Regions from separate parts of the Homo sapiens genome. Here region 1 is linked to region 2. A link is a contact called in ENCODE Hi-C or POLR2A ChIA-PET data. All regions are on one chromosome and are shown on one strand. The core of a region is the stretch at or near the end of the contact, and the rest is flanking DNA. Distances in the headings are between cores, read along the strand shown.

Region 1 (3,002 bases), core at 245-2,744, 72 kb after region 2:
GTGGGAACCCCCCTTCCCATGTGAGGGGAGGAAGTCTCTAGGGACTTGGGAAGGAGGCTCTGCAGGTGCATCGGAGCTGTCTAAATGCTGGTGGGGTCTACCGGGGGCTTCCCATCTCCTTGTCCAGCCACCCCCTCAGGTCCTGGAGCCGCCACAGAGCCACATCTAGACAGAACAGTGGAGCAGGTCCCAGTGCAGGGGAAGGAAACAGAGGGCACCTGAGCCCCTCAGGCTGGGTACCCTGTTTCCCCTTGAACTGCACGACTTGGTGCTGGCAGAGCGGAGCAAGGCTCAAAGCAGGCCCTGGAGCTTTGGCACCATATGTCACTAGGCGAGGGGCACTGGGCTGAAGATCAGTAAGGGAAGCCCACAGCACAGAGACCAGGGCCAGAGGATGGGCATCCCAAAGGCAGCTAGCACAGCCCTGCCCTGCCAGCCGGGGGGGGCGCCCAGAGCCACCTGCCCCCAGTCCAGCCATGCCCCTGCCCTGTCACCCACACCAGGCTTCATCCCCCAGCTCAGGCTGCAGCTCCAGCTGCGAGAGGCCCTGAGCGCCCGGAAGGAAGGCTGTGGTAGGTTGTGGTTTCTTCAGCTCCCAGCCTACCTCCAGCAGAGGCTGCAGCCGATGCCCTGGAGAGAGCCCCTGTCTGCCCTCTGCTGCCTGACTCCTGTTGGGTCCTCACCTCCCAATGGGTTGCCCCATTCTGGACTTGGATCCTTAAGGAGCACCCTGCAGTGTGGTGGAAGGAGGACAGGTTCCAAGTCAGAGACCAGGGTTGGAGTTCTGGCTGTGTGATGTCAGGCAGTGGGCTCCACATCTCTGAGCCTCAGTTTCCCCATCTCAAAAACAGCTGACAAGCCCCAGTCAGGTTGTTATGGGAAGGTTTTTGGGAGCGCAGGGACGGTGGAGGGAGGTTGGAGGAGGTCACTAGAGCTGCCCCCTGCCTGTCCTGAGATTTCACCCTCCCCACTTTCTCAGGGTGTCTGGCTGAAGCAGAAAGCTGCGCCTGTCCTGGTGACGGCGACTGGTCAGACTTGTTTCTGCTCACCTAGGCGGCCCGGGGGAGGGCCTGGCTGGGAGCTTTGTGGAGGGATTAGCTCTAGGGGAGAAGAGCCTCACTTACTCCCGGAACAAGATCCCACAGGGCTGTGGGAGTGCCGGGGGGTGAGCCTGGGGCAGGTGACAGCCGAACTAGCTGGGAGTGGGCCCTGCAGTGAGGCAGGGGGTGGGCCAGGGAGAACAAGGCAAGAGGAGCTTCATTCAGGGTTCCTGAGCCTTTGTGAGCCACTCACGTTTTTACCACTCACTTAACCGTCTTTGTTGTTGGGGTGAGGGGTCCTCGAGCCTGGATTTGGGTATGAAAACCCAGGCAAGAAAGACCTGCCCAAGCCTTTAAAGGAATGCAAAGTCATCCTCTAGCCACCCCCAGAGATCGAAAGGCTGGGGATTGAGTCTCCTGCAGATGGTGGCGGCCTCCTGGGGCTGGCAAGTTGGGACAGAGGCCCATAAGCCCTCCTGGGCGCGCCTTCCCACCCCTCTCGGCCCTCTCCACTCCCAGCTGGGGATTTGGGTTTCAGAGCAGCCTGGCACACACACCCCCACCCCACCAGAATCTCACTCCCAGCTTCCTATGACTATTCATTAGTATTCACAACAATGGGAAAGTCTGGGTGTGCACAGGGATTTTTTACAGTTAGAAAGTGTTTAAGTCAATGACCTCACTGGGCCTCAGCAACCCTGGGAGGCAGATGGCAGTCAGAATGATCCATAAATGACCTGCCCCAGGTCACACAGCTCCTAAACAGGGGAGCTGGAACCTGGCTGGGAGCCTTGACTATCCACTGCTCATTGTCTGATGTGCTGAGTGATAACACAGGGCCAGCAGGCTGGACAGCAGCCAGTGGCCCTGCACCAGGCCTGGAGGAGGGGGAGAGGGACAGGGACTCAGGCGTAGTCCTTGGGCACAGGCTTCGGCTGCCTACACCCATATTCCCTCCATCATACTGTGTGTCCAGGCCTGCAGCTTCTAAGCTGAGCTGCTTACTTTGGACCAAGCATGTTGGAAACTGTTTTCAGCTGAGTCCAAGCACTCGAAATCTGCGTGTGCCCTTTTAGTAGGTCACACCCTCCAGGCCACAGCCACACTGGGCTCCCTTTAGCCCAGCCCTGCTTTTCCCAGTCCCCTCCCCATTCAGGCTCCTCTGTTTCTGGGGTCTCTGTGCTTCCGTTGCCACCTCTGCCCTTGGGCAGCGGTGTCGGGGGAGGAGGTCCTGGAACGCCTGAGGATGGCCCCGTCTTGTCCAGGTCCCCTTGCTGTGCTGAACAATAAGTTTTTGGTTATCTGCTCCTTCTGGCTCCCTTTTGGCTGGGCCATTCGGCTTGGTGGGGGTGAGAGAGAGTTCGAGTATATGGAGGAAGGCTTTACTGTAAACACACTGACCAGCTTTCAGTAAACACCTGCCTCTTCCTCCCCTGCTGCAGAGAACGGGGTACAAAGGGGCTGGGGGTCCTCAGTCATATGCCCCAGGTCCCCAGCCAGGCTGACGGGTGCCACACTCTGCCCCCTCTCCAGGAGGGCCAGACTGAGCCACCAATGGGGAGGGATAGAGGCCCGATCAACACAGCATGTGATTCACCTTAGACTGTCAGAAGGGACAGGCATGTGAGAGCTAACCTGGTCCTACCCCTCATTTGGCAGAAGAGGAAACTGAGGCTTGGACAGAGCAGTGTTTTATCCACATCACCTAAGCAGTTAGCTGCGGTGCTGGGTATCCACACAAGTCTTTTGAGTCCTGGGCCAGAACCCTCTCAAATTGCTGTGTAGGGATCTAGGCAAATTTGCATCCTCCCAAACCTTCCTTGGTTGGGGAGATGGGGACAGGCAGAGGACAGGGAAGGCAGAACCTGGGGCACTGTGGAATAGCCATGGACCCTCCCCTGTCCCTGCAGCGCGAGCTTCGGCCTCGGCTCTGTACCATGAAGAAGGGCCCCAGTGGCTATG
Region 2 (2,878 bases), core at 15-2,514:
GCTTGTGCTGGGGCAGGGGGAATCTGATTGCTTCAAGGGTCCCTTTCACAACTACTGGAGAGCTCCACAGCTCTCATTAGTGACAACCTTCATCAGCCTCCAAACAAAGAGGGTCACTAGAGGCCCTCAGGGGAAGCCTCACTACACCAGCGGAGATGTGATGGAGCGGGTCCATGCCTGGAGAACAGTGTGAACCGGATCCATGGCTGCCAATTCTCAGTCCATACCTAAGTACCAGCCCCTGACAAGTACCAACTGATGTGTAGGAAACGATACACACACATCAGTAGATGTTGGCATAAAGTTACCAACTGTCCTTTCTTAGGAAATACTGTCTATTATCCTGAGACTTGGGGTGCTCAAAGCTCCTTTCTTTTATGAAATTATGGTGACAATGGATTGTTGAATAGAAACTTTGTTAAGCAACCCCTCACTTAACCAACTTATTAGGTCAACCAATACCCTTCAGTCTCTTACTGGAGCACACTGACTAAGCCTGAGGCACAGAGTGCTCACAGCTGGCAGGCTCTTCTCTGCTCTCACAGTTGTGGTACCTGGTTAACAAGAATGCATTTGGGCCCATACTTGCTTATGCTGGTCATACGTGTTAACTAGAATGATGTACTTGAATCAATTCACCTGTAAACAAAGGAATTGGCCGGGCGTGGTGGCTCACGTCTGTAATCCCAGCACTTTGGGAGGCCAAGGCAGGGGGATTACCTGAGGTCAGGAGTTCGAGACCAGCCTGGCCAACATGGTGAAACCCTGTCTCTACTAAAAAATACAAAAAAATTAGCCAGGCATGGTGGCAGGTGCCTGTAATCCCAGCTACTTGGGAGGCTGAGGCAGGAGAATTGCTTGAACCTGGGAGGCTGAGGTTGCAGTGAGCTGAGATCACGCCACGGCACTCCAGCCTGGGTGACAGAGAAAGACTGCACCTCAAAAAAAAAAAAAAGAAAAGAAAAGAAAAAGAAAATACAAAGGAATTTAAACAGAAAGACTATTGACCAATAAAATAAGAGTGTAAAAAAAAAGAGAACGGTTATCTCTACAAAAACTAAACTGCTTTGGAAAGACACTATAAAAGCCTGTCACTTTTTAAAATGCTATCAAATTAGGAATGAATGAGAGAACTGTAAAATATCGGAAAGAAATGCATAAAAATGAAGAAAGATTTTGCAATCAGGTGGCTTCATAAGTTTCTAGAATTTCTTGCTTCATGTTAAAGAAACTGGAACTGAAACCCCAGGATCATGTGTGTGTGGTTTGTGCTTCAGGAAAGGCAATGGGCCCCACTTTTCAGCAGACTTGTAAGCAAAGCAAAGGCTTTAGGTCTACATCAAAATACTTGCTAATAACTACACATTTAGATATTTTAAGTCAAAATAAAACATGTAGAGGAAAAATAGCCTTGGCGCAGTGGCTCAAACCCGTAATCTCAGCACTTTGGAAGGCTGAGGCAGATGGATTACTTGAAGTCAGTTCAAGACCAGCCTGGCCAACATGGTGAAACCCTGTCTCTACTAAAAATACAAAATTAACCAGGTGTGGGCGAGTGTGGTAGCTGACACCTGTAATCCCAGCACTTTGGGAGGTCGAGGTGGGCAGATCACCTGAGGTCAGAAGTTCAAGACCAGCCTGACCAACATGGTGAAGCCCCGTTTCTACTAAAAATACAAAAATTAGCCAGGCATGGTGGCACATGCCTGTAATCCCAGCTACTTGGGAGGCCGAGGCAAGAGAATCGCTTGAAGTCGGGAGGCAGAGGTTGTGGTGAGCCAAGATTGCGCCACTGCACTCCAGCCCGGGTGACAGAGCAAGACTCTGTCTGGAAAAAAAAAGAAAAAAGAAAGAAAGAAAAGAAAAAATACAGTATATCTCTTTTATGAGTTCCGGGTTTAACAAACTTTTTCAATGAACTGACCAATTACCAATTCCTGTGAAATTGAATAAGAATTTACCTACTTGGTTCAGACATATTTGACTTTGGCAAAGAAAACTGAAAAGCTAAAAAAAATGTGCCTACTTGGTAGAATAAAAGGCTGATCACTGTATCTGTCCTTGCCAATCTAAAAAATTTATTGGTACATGAAATCAACCGATTCCAGCAGTCTCCCCTTTCCAAGGCTAAGCAGCTTTGAGCTCTATTTTTCAAGATGTCAAGCAAAGGTAGCCTTTCACCTCACTTGAGTGCAAATTTATCTTACTCATGGATTTTGGAGGTTGCCAACTCAGTAGTTTTTTTTTCTCCCTCAACTACTCTCAAACAGTACTATCTTCTGAAAGCCAATGATATGCACATAGTTCTCAAAAGGAGGCTGTCCAAAGCTTACAGGCTTATCAAGTGGAATCTTTTTTGACATGAGGCCTCACTCTGTCCCTGAGGCTGGTGTGCAGTGGTACCATCTCGGCTCACTGCAGCCTCAACTTCCTACGTTCAAGCGATCCTACCCCCTCAGCCTCTGGAGTAGCTGGGTCTACAGTCGTGCACAACCACACCCAGCTGATTTTTTATTTTTGGTGGAGATATCCTTTTTGTAGGCCTCCCTATGTTGCTCAGGCTGGTCTCAAACTCCTGGGCTCAATCGATCACCCACCTTGGCTTCCCAAAGTGCTGAGATTAGAGGCATGAACCACGATGCCTGGCCTGGAATCTTTAAATATTAATAATTCAAAAACCAAGAAGGGAAGCCCCAGCAACTTTAGATGGCTATAAATAATTAGGCACTCAATCAGGATTGAGTGCTTAGAAATCTTGGAGTTTGTTTTAACACAATGTGCTTTCCTGGAAATCATATAACAAGATAGTAAATGCTACCCTCACTCAGACCTGAGGAACCATATTTAAGATGGTTCCTCTTGCAATAAACGTGCTGGC

The links. A loop is a pair of places that touch in the nucleus more often than their neighbours do. ChIA-PET counts read pairs that join two places held with the same protein, here RNA polymerase II (POLR2A). Pooled maps may share reads with other maps.
Region 1: a pooled map shows a loop between it and region 2 (2.7-fold over the local background). The contact joins two enhancer-like sites. A Hi-C loop is called at or near these places in 1 of 37 single-sample maps with no recorded cell type and 4 of 50 pooled maps. POLR2A ChIA-PET finds 5 or more read pairs at or near these places in 7 of 52 experiments (CD4-positive, alpha-beta T cell, CD4-positive, alpha-beta memory T cell, GM10248 and 4 more).

The regions. Positions count from the first base shown.
Region 1 is chr17:74,759,062-74,762,063 of GRCh38, forward strand. NHERF1 (NHERF family PDZ scaffold protein 1) reads left to right here. Exons shown (of 6, transcript NM_004252.5): 2 at 2,951-3,002. Among named protein-coding and RNA genes, the nearest start is that of SLC9A3R1-AS1, 11 kb to the left of the region's middle. RefSeq lists enhancers at 1-526, 527-1,274. Within about 2 kb of position 1,495, at least 22 of the 41 ENCODE cell types and tissues checked have a DNase peak (open chromatin) inside an H3K27ac peak, as active enhancers do.
Region 2 is chr17:74,687,612-74,690,489 of GRCh38, forward strand. It overlaps a transcript of RAB37 not described here. Among named protein-coding and RNA genes, the nearest start is that of RAB37-AS1, 11 kb to the left of the region's middle. Within about 2 kb of position 1,265, at least 6 of the 41 ENCODE cell types and tissues checked have a DNase peak (open chromatin) inside an H3K27ac peak, as active enhancers do.